2 separate regions of the Mus musculus genome follow, and region 2 is linked to region 1. A link is a contact called in ENCODE POLR2A ChIA-PET data. All regions are on one chromosome and are shown on one strand. The core of a region is the stretch at or near the end of the contact, and the rest is flanking DNA. Distances in the headings are between cores, read along the strand shown.

Region 1 (4,436 bases), core at 1,004-3,503:
TTCTTTCTTTCTTTCTTTCTTTCTTTCTTTCTTTTTTTATTAAATTGGATATTTTATTTGTTTACATTTCAAATGTTTCCCAGTTTCCCCTGGTATCTATTGTTGTTTTGAGACAGGGTTTCTCTGTGTAGCCTTGCCTATCTTAGAACTCCCTCTGTAGACCAGGCTGGGCTTGAACTCAGAGAGAGCTGCCTACTGTTACCTCCAAAGTGCTGGGATTAAAGGTATGGGCCATTATTTCCTAGCTATCTATCTGTTTTTTTATTTATGTGAATGTCTGCCTCTGTAGAGCCCAAAAGAGGGTGTCAGGACCCCTAGTGCTAGAATTACAGGCTGTTATAAACTGCCTAACATGGGTGCTGAGGACCACATGTGGGTCCTTTGGAAAAGCAGCAAGTGCTCTGAACTACTGAGCCAGCTCTCCAGCCCCAAGCACATGATATTTTGTGTGAGTTTGTGTGTGTGTGTGTGTGTGTGTGTGTGTGTGTGTTATTTTTGATAAAGCATGAAGAGAGCTGAATCCCAGTCTGGGGCTGCTTAGTGCAGAGGGGAGAGATCACTCTTATGAAGTGAGCTAGGCAGTCAGAACTCCAGCAGGAGCCATTGGGACTTCTCATGCACTTGGGATAAGGGGTCATCAGCTTTAAGAACATGCCCAAGGACATGCCTGCAGCTCACACCCGATTGCTGCCATCCTAGTGTTCAGATGTATAGTCAGGTTTCCCTGCTAACAATCCTTTCTGACCAAAGAAAGCCAGTTCTAGTTCAGATGCCACACAGAAAGGTCTTGGTCACACCCTTCCATCCCTGTGAGTTACACAGAAGCCCAGGATGCTGGCCAAAGACCCAGAGTGGCAGCCTTCCCAGCTACGGCCCTCGGGGTGAAGGGGTGAGAAGAGCAGTAAGTTCTTGGGACTTGAAGACTAAGGAGACATCACTGCTCCTGTGAGTGCAGTAAAGCAAGGGGCAAGCCTGGGCCACACTTGACAAGTATTCTTAGGGAAAAAGACCTGGTTAATGGAGAATTTTAAAAAATTAAATGTATATGTTTCTTTTGTGTTTGTGTGTATCTGTGTTGGGGTATACACATGCCACAGTATGCTTGTGGTAGAGGCCAGAGGACATTTGGGGGTCAGTTCTCTCCTTTACTACGGGGATCAAACTCAGGTCACCAAGCTTGGTGCCAAGTGCCTTTACCTACTGAGCCATCTTGCTAAGCCTCCGGTGTCACTTCCTGTGACTGTTACTCCAGGCTCTGAGAGCTATAAGACCCGTAGGCTTTGGCTTTTTGGTGTACTTCCTCCTGTCATAGTTAAAGAACTCTGTTTCTCATTTGAGGACCAGTCTCAGGGAAGGTCTTGGTGGCCTTTTTTTTTTTTTTTTTTTTTGAGACAGGGTCTATTTACATAGCCTTGGCTGGCCTAGAACTGGCCGTGTAAGTCCAAGCTAGCCCCAAACTCAGACTCACAGAGATCTATCAGCCCTGGGTACCGGAATTAAAAGCAGGTGCCACCACACCCAGTTTCCATTTTATTTGAAGAACATGTGACCCGTCAGTTGGAGCGTAGTGGCTGGGGAGTCAGAGCTTTCTGGGTCTTGGTTATAACTACTGAGAAATATTCCCTATTTCTTAAGGTGGAGTATAAGGTCCATAGTAGATGGCCGTCTCTGCACCAAGATGTCCAAGATGAAACAGACACAGAGGGAGGTTGGGCTGAGAGAGGGATCTAGATGCCGATTGCTGTCTGCTGAGCGCCTGAGGTGGGCCCAGCTGCCTTCCCTTTTTTTCCTTATGACCATTTGATTTGGATTTTCATCAGCCAGAAATGTTCATGTATAAATTGTACACAGTCCTCGCTGGGCTGGGCTGCAGCCTTCTCAGCAGGTCTTTTTGGCTTAGAGTGCTGTCATTTAGACACACGGGCAGAGCCTAGGGAATCTGCATATGGAAAGCCCTGGAAAGGTTAAGTACAGGAGTCAAGGAAGCAGGAAGTGGGAGGACCCTGAACGCCTGAGAATGACCTCTGACCCCTCAGCTTTGCCTGCCCCTGCTGTATGCCCTCAGCAGCTCCTTGTCACCACCGATCCCGTATGATGGTATTGTAGCAGACTTTTCTCTCTGTTCTCTCCCAACACCCCCAGTGTGTGACACTCCGCAGATTTGATTAAATGAGTTATTACAGATTAGACTGCCCTGCCCCTCTGGATTCACAAGGTTAGGACGGGGCCAAGATTGGCAAATTCAGGGAGAGAGGCTGTCCCCTCTGTGCCTCCTGCAGTGCCACGCTGCCAACATGCACTCACTGCCAATGAGCACAGAACGCCTCCTCTGTCTAGTGGGCCGCAAAACGCTTAACCAGCTGAGTGGTGTTCCAGACTAGCATCTTCAGAGCTTTGCAGGGGGCGGGGGTGCTCTTTGTGCCCACAACGCAGCTTCCTGGCTCTGTGTCCATTCTCCCGATCCTGCAGGAATGTTTCAGAAGCTGTTAGAGGACAGGAATTAGTGTTTGGAAAGGTTGGTTCATGGCTCTGGAGACTCCATTAGGAAGAAAATCAAGTATACGGGTGTCTGGGCAAGGCGCCCCTTCAGCACCTTCGGTTAGAGTCTGAGCCCATTTCAATACCTCCTCCTCCCGGCCAGGCTGCCGGGGCTCCCTTCCCCCAGAGCTGCAGTTCCTGCAAGGCCGTGGGGGAGGGATTTCCCAGGGCCCGTATGACTCCTCTGGCAGTTGGCAGAGGTTTTTGTGCTGGCCAGTCCTTCCTGTCACGAACTCCAGGGATTTTCTGCCGTTGCCAGTCGTGCTTCGAGTCAGCGATTACAGGGTGGATTATGTAATGGTTGGCTGTTAAAAATAGAAAGGACCACGGTTTGCATCTATTTTAATCAAATCAAAACAGCCAAGGGAGGGAAGGGAGATGGGGGAAGGCAAAGATCATGTGACAGGAGGACGTGGATTGTGTCACGTGACAGACTAACAGCACAGGATTGCTATGCCTCTGTTCTGCCTGCATCATCTGCCAAAAATCCCTTCGGAGGATCCCTGGTTGCCTGTGGGTATCCCCTAGCTCCGACCAGCAGAATGTCATGAGTTGGAAGGCCTCCTATTAACGCTTGGCCTGTGTTTGGATTCTGTCCTTTTCAGTCAGCGGGTTTGTCTTATTGCAGTAGAGTCAGGAACTGGCTGATGGGGTCTTTGGCACCCCACATCTCTATCTGTCCTGCCACACAGCCACCCCTACCTCAGATAACTAACTCTTTGATGTAATTTTAAAAGATGCCACCGGTAAAATGAACCAATTCAAGCCATATTTTTTTTTTTAATTCCCCCCCCCCCCATTCATTGGGAAGCTGCTCTTGTATTTACTGGCCCCAAGGACCAAGGCAAGAAAGTTGACATGGAAAGGGAGAGAGAAAGGAGAGGAGAGAGGGGAAGAGAGCGAAAGAGTGTACACACAGAGAGAAGGAGAAGAGATGCCCAAATGTCTGGATTATATAGGGAAGGGCCTCTGGGTAAAGGGCAGCCCAGCCCCTGGGCTGGAAAGTTCAGGGTTGGGAGCAGGTTGTGCCACGTAGGGACTGAGGGATGCTGGGAGAACCTGGAGGCCAGGTCTGCTTTGCTGTGTAAAATATGCACCTCAGCCCCCGGTCCTGGGTCTAAATCTAAAGATCCCAGCCTTTTGTTAATAATAAATGACTAATGGGGCAATGTGATGTCTATGACTCCTTCCTGCTGACAATGGGGTGTCTTTGGGGGCGGGGCAAAAAGCTGGACGTCCAGGAAGCATGTCCAGGCTGTGGGAGCATCAGGGGTTAGGGGTGTGCAGGCCCAGTTGAAGCATCCTTTGAGGTTGGCCAGAGCCCTTGTGGGTAACTGCTTTGGAGCTGTCCTGACGCAGGCTCTGAGTCTGAGAAGCAGCTGGACTTGGCAGAATGCTGGAACAAATAAGTTTGTTAGAGCAGAAGATAAAGTTACGGAGTTAGGGAGAAAACTTTTTCTGTGGGTGTACATTTGAATCTCTTTGACCTATGATCTTGGGAGTTGGAGGAGGAGGATGGGTGGGTCCCAGGATCAGGGAAAGAGGAATAGATCCCACCCTCAGGAATAGGCAGGTGGGAGGGAAACAGGCTGTTGATTGACAGTATTTATCTGTAGTCTGACCTGTGAGAGGCAGAGAGAATCATTCTACGTTTACAACAGCAGCACGGCGAGGGGAAGAGAACGGAAACATTTTCCTTCCTCCCGTGTCCCTTAACTCACTCTTGTCACCATCTAAGGTTTTCATGTCCTTAACCTTCATAACCTCAAAATCTTACCAACCTCAAAACACCTTCTTAGACCCCCAAACATTTTCTTAGAAACTTTCATACCCTTAGATTTTACGTAAACTTCAAACTTTTCGCCTTTTCTTACCTACCCATCATGAGGCACAGGTGG
Region 2 (4,486 bases), core at 65-2,564, 150 kb after region 1:
TCCGGAGTGCTGGGATTAAAGGCATGCGCCACCACGCCCGGCTCACCTACACTTTTTTTGTCAACAAAAATGCAATGTCCATAAGCAGATCCTTTTTAAAAATTTCATTAAAAAATTACATCTGTGTGAGTCTAACAGTGACCTTAAAAAGAGAAAAAAAAAATCCTTACTGCACAGTATATTCTGGTATACGCCACATCTATTTCACAAGCAATGATTTTTTTTTTTCAACTCTTCCCTCAAAAAAATCTTATGCAACCTACACAGAGTGCAGCCCACCTCAACAAGCAGACTTTGTTCTTAACTGGGCGAATCTCCATCACTGGTCCCTCTAGTGACAACACAGAGAGATGTCCATCTCAGGGACTACTATGCTCCTCTCTTTACTGATTTATGGCTAGTGATGCACAGTAAAATTTCCCGTGGCTATCCTATTCAAAAAGCAAACGCCTGCTACGGAAGGGACGCGGAAGCTCTGGCTAGTCCTTTTAGGCTCAGGTTGAGGCTCTGACACTCAGGAAGCTTCTGTTTAATGTGCAGAACCCTAAGCTTTCTAGCTCCCGCACTGATCCCAGGTCCACCCAACACGCGCGAGCTCCCGTATTAACCCAGGTCTATCTGCAAACTCCCAGACCCTACACTGACCCAGGTCTGTCTGCTAATGCCCAGCTCCCGCACTGACCCCAGGTCTGCCCGGCACGCGCCCGCTCCCGCACTGACCTAGGTCTGTCTGCAAACGCCCAGCTCCCATCTGCTCCGCGGGCACTCACCTCCCGCACCGACCCTCCCGCGCTCTCCTGTCAAGGACACCGGGGTCAGGCCCCCCAAGGTGCGGGGCGTTCCGTACCTGCGCGGCGTGTTCAGCAGCCTCTGCTGCTCGTCGCCCTCGTCCTCGTCGTCGTCTGTCTCGGAGTCGGGGTGACAGTAGCAGAATGTGCCGCTGCTGCGCTTGCGCTTGCGGCCGCCCGGACAGTAACAGAAGCTGTGGCCCGCATCTTCGCCGGCGTCCGACCTGCGGGCCGCGCCCCCAGCCCCGGGCGTGGGTTCGGGCTGCTCTGTGCGCCCTGCGGGCCGCAGCACCCGGCTGCTGAGAGCGCCCATGGCTCCGGCGCCTAGGGAGCACCGAGGGGCCGCCCCGCCATGCCCGTATCTCCACCGCCTACTCCGCTGCCGCCTCGCGCGCAGCCCCAACCGTCGCCGCGAACGCAGTCACCTCCATCCTCAGCCCCGCCCGTAGCGCCTCAGCGGACCGGCTTCGCTAGACCTCGCCCCCTCCTTCTCCCAACAAAGCGCGCGCCGCAGGGCGCAGGCGCAAGGCGAGCCTCCGGAAAAGGCGGGGCGGGAGGACGGAGCCTGCGCTGCAGGTTGCGCATGCGCAGGCTGCTGGCCCGTCCCTGCGGCGCTCAGCCCCGGTGCGTGTCTGACTTCCGCGGTTCCGGCTTCAACGGAGGGGCGTGGGCACTGTGTGCTTATGCCTAACAGATCTCGGGATCTCTGTCGCTGGTTCTTCCCGTAAGCTTCCTCGATTCCGGGGTCTCATCCAGCCCTGTACGGTTAATAAGAGGACGGACTTGCCAACATGGCCTTTGCTTCCAGGGCTCTAGGACCCGACTGGCCCGGTTAGATAGATGACCGTCACCCAGCTGTGTTGACCGGGTTCAGTCTGGAGCCTCAGCTAGCCTCCAGGTCTTGCCTTCCTTCTGCTGCCTTGTTTTGATTTAATTATTATTTTATTGTGTCAGTGTCTCGTACTACATACTTCGACTCACTGTATAGGATGCTCTTGAACTCTTGATCTCCTGTTTCTACCCCCTGAAAGCTGGGATTACAGCCATGTATGTGTCACATCACCTTCGTGGACCTGAAATGCTGAGTATCAGATGCAGGGCTTCTTGAATGCTAAGCAAACATTCTACCAACTAAGCTACATCCCTGGCCCTCGATTTTTTTTTTTTTTTAAATTTTCTTCAAGGAAAAGTGTCACTCTGAAGCCCAAGGCTTCCCTGGAACTCTCAGAAGTCCGCCTATCTCAGCCTCTAAGTGCTAGGAGTTGAGGCACTGAGCTACCATACCTGCCTTTTATACCTTTCAAAGTAAAATGTTTATAATAGAATGTTTCAAACAGAGCAATACAAGTACCTGTGGACCTACTACTGGCTTGGAATTCTATCACACTTACTTTGATTCACTCCCCTTTAGCTTTATTGATATATAGTGGGGAATGAGAAACCCCTTGTGTACTAATTCTCAGTTTCCAGCCTCTCCCTCTCTGTGCCATTTCTATGCATGTCTTTACACGTATAACCACTCTTCTGCTGCACATTCAGACATGTAATTTAAATGGAATTGGACCATCCCAAACCTATGATTTCTCCTCTCCTAAAACTATACTTTGAATGGAATCTCTAGTTATTGTCACTGCTCATTGTTAGACACATCATTTGCCTACTCCCTTGCCAAGGGGTTTCAGTTATTTCTACGTAGATGCTCTTTCAGGAACACCACTCGCAAAAGCTTCATCAGGCAGATCCCAGAAACGGGCTCTTGGGAAATTTTCAACTTTACGAGTTCTTGCCAGTTTTTCGCCCCCCCCCCCCCGGAACTGACTGCATCAATTCACCATTTGCACTCCGTTATAGCAGTATATGTCCTTTGTGAGCCACTGAGGAATTTCTCATGTTTGAGAAATTCTGAGGGTGTGTAGCTGAGGCTGGTTGAAGGAGAAGTGGGAGGAAGAGAACTACGGTGGCTGCAGGGGACACGCAGGAATGTACATAATATGAAACATACGTGAGGTCATCTTAAAACATTGTCCCAGCACTCGGGAGGCAGAGGCAGGCGGATTTTTGAGTTCGAGGCCAGCCTGGTCTACAGAGTGAGTTCCAGGACAGTCAGGGCTATACAGAGAAACCCTGTCTTGAAAAACCAAAACAAAAAACAAAAACAAAGAGGCCTTGGCGTATGCACAAGCTAGACTGTAACATGGTGGCTTCATGTGTCACTAAATTCCTAGAGGGTAAAACATCCATATTGGTCTTGTCTAAGGAAGCGCAGGTGAATGGCTCCCTGGATACTGAGGAGAGCCATGGCAATGTCTGTAAGAGCCTGCCACAGCCACATAGGACTTAGCCTCCACCCTCAGAGCAAGGGCAGTGCAAGAACTGACCTGATCCCCTCTGCTCTTCTCACTGTTGCTACAAGCAGGGATGATGGAGAAAAAGAGAAGTGCCCTCCCCCCATTCCAGTCCCCTGCCCTCGTCCCCTGCCCTGACTTCCCTTCCCCAAGCCAGCATCCCATTGAGGCCAGAACTGACTGAGGAAAGAAACCTCAGACTACACTTGGAACTTTGGCTTATTATGTTGATGACTGAGATGACATTATTTTGGGGCCTAGAGGAGCTAGCTACACAGTAGGACTTCTGAAAAGCCAAGAGTGAGCAGAAAATTGTGACTTTCTACCCTCCCCCTGAACTTATACCTAAGGATAAGAAAAACAGCCCACTGAAAGCACTCAGCCACAAAACACTGTTCTTAAAATTTTGGCTAAGACACCACGTAATGGTAAAACTTCTGTTAAAACCAAAACAAAGAACCTAATAATGCCTCCAAAGTGTAATAAAGTTGGAGTAGAGATTCCACAGTCCTGAGGTGGTAGCGTTGATACCTGAATCTAAGTTCATTGGAGTGACTGTCACATAGCAATGTTGTCAGTGATCCCAGTACCAACGCAGAAAGAACAAAGGAGTGTGTGTGTGTTCTTTGTACATCTGCAACTTTTGTCCTTTGTGGTGCTGAGAACACAGGGTATAGCTACCCCACTGAGCTCAGTTCCATGTGACACTTAAAAGGCATGCTGCACTGACTAGAGCAGAGAATCACTCGTTTTCAGAGAACAAGCTAACATGTCATTCAATACCATTGAGTAGGCCTTAGCATATTTAAATGCTAGTGGTTTTGTTGGTTTCGTTACGTTTTTGATATGAGAGAGGGGTGTTATTCCTTAGCTTATGGGAGAAGGAAACAATCTGGGGGACTTGGTTCTTTTCTTCTTCCACGTGGGTTCTAAGGATTGAACTCAGGTTGTCAGGCTTGGTAGAAAGAGCCTTTACCCACTAAGCCATCTCAATTTCATCGTTTGTGTGTGTGTGTGTGTGTGTGGCTGTGTGCACCCATGTGGAAATCAGAAGCTGACATCATTGTCTTACTCTCCATCCTCTTCCTCACTACCACCACCACATCCTCCTCCTCACCACCATCATCATCGAGACAGGGCCTACCATTGAAACTGAAGCTCAGGGATTCAGCTACACTAGCTGGCCAGTGAGCCCCTGGGATCTGTTCATCGCCACATCCCAGCTTTGGGATTACAGGCACACACTCATTGGCTCTGCCTGGCTTTCACATTGGTGCCAGGGATTCCAACACCGCTCCTCGTCCTTCTGCAGTAAATACATTACTCACAGAGCCAGCTCCCCAGATCTTGTTT

Evidence for each region. ChIA-PET counts read pairs that join two places held with the same protein, here RNA polymerase II (POLR2A).
Region 2: POLR2A ChIA-PET joins it to region 1 with 10 read pairs in Patski. The contact joins the promoter of Gmcl1 here to the enhancer-like site in region 1. POLR2A ChIA-PET finds 5 or more read pairs at or near these places in 3 of 5 experiments (Patski and embryonic stem cell).

The regions. Positions count from the first base shown.
Region 1 is chr6:86,582,503-86,586,938 of GRCm38, forward strand. No RefSeq gene overlaps it. Among named protein-coding and RNA genes, the nearest start is that of Gm46963, 20 kb to the right of the region's middle. Within about 2 kb of position 2,254, at least 1 of the 3 ENCODE cell types and tissues checked has a DNase peak (open chromatin) inside an H3K27ac peak, as active enhancers do.
Region 2 is chr6:86,732,064-86,736,549 of GRCm38, forward strand. Gmcl1 (germ cell-less, spermatogenesis associated 1) reads right to left here and starts at 1,315. Exons shown (of 14, transcript NM_011818.3): 1 at 848-1,315. The coding sequence starts at 1,101.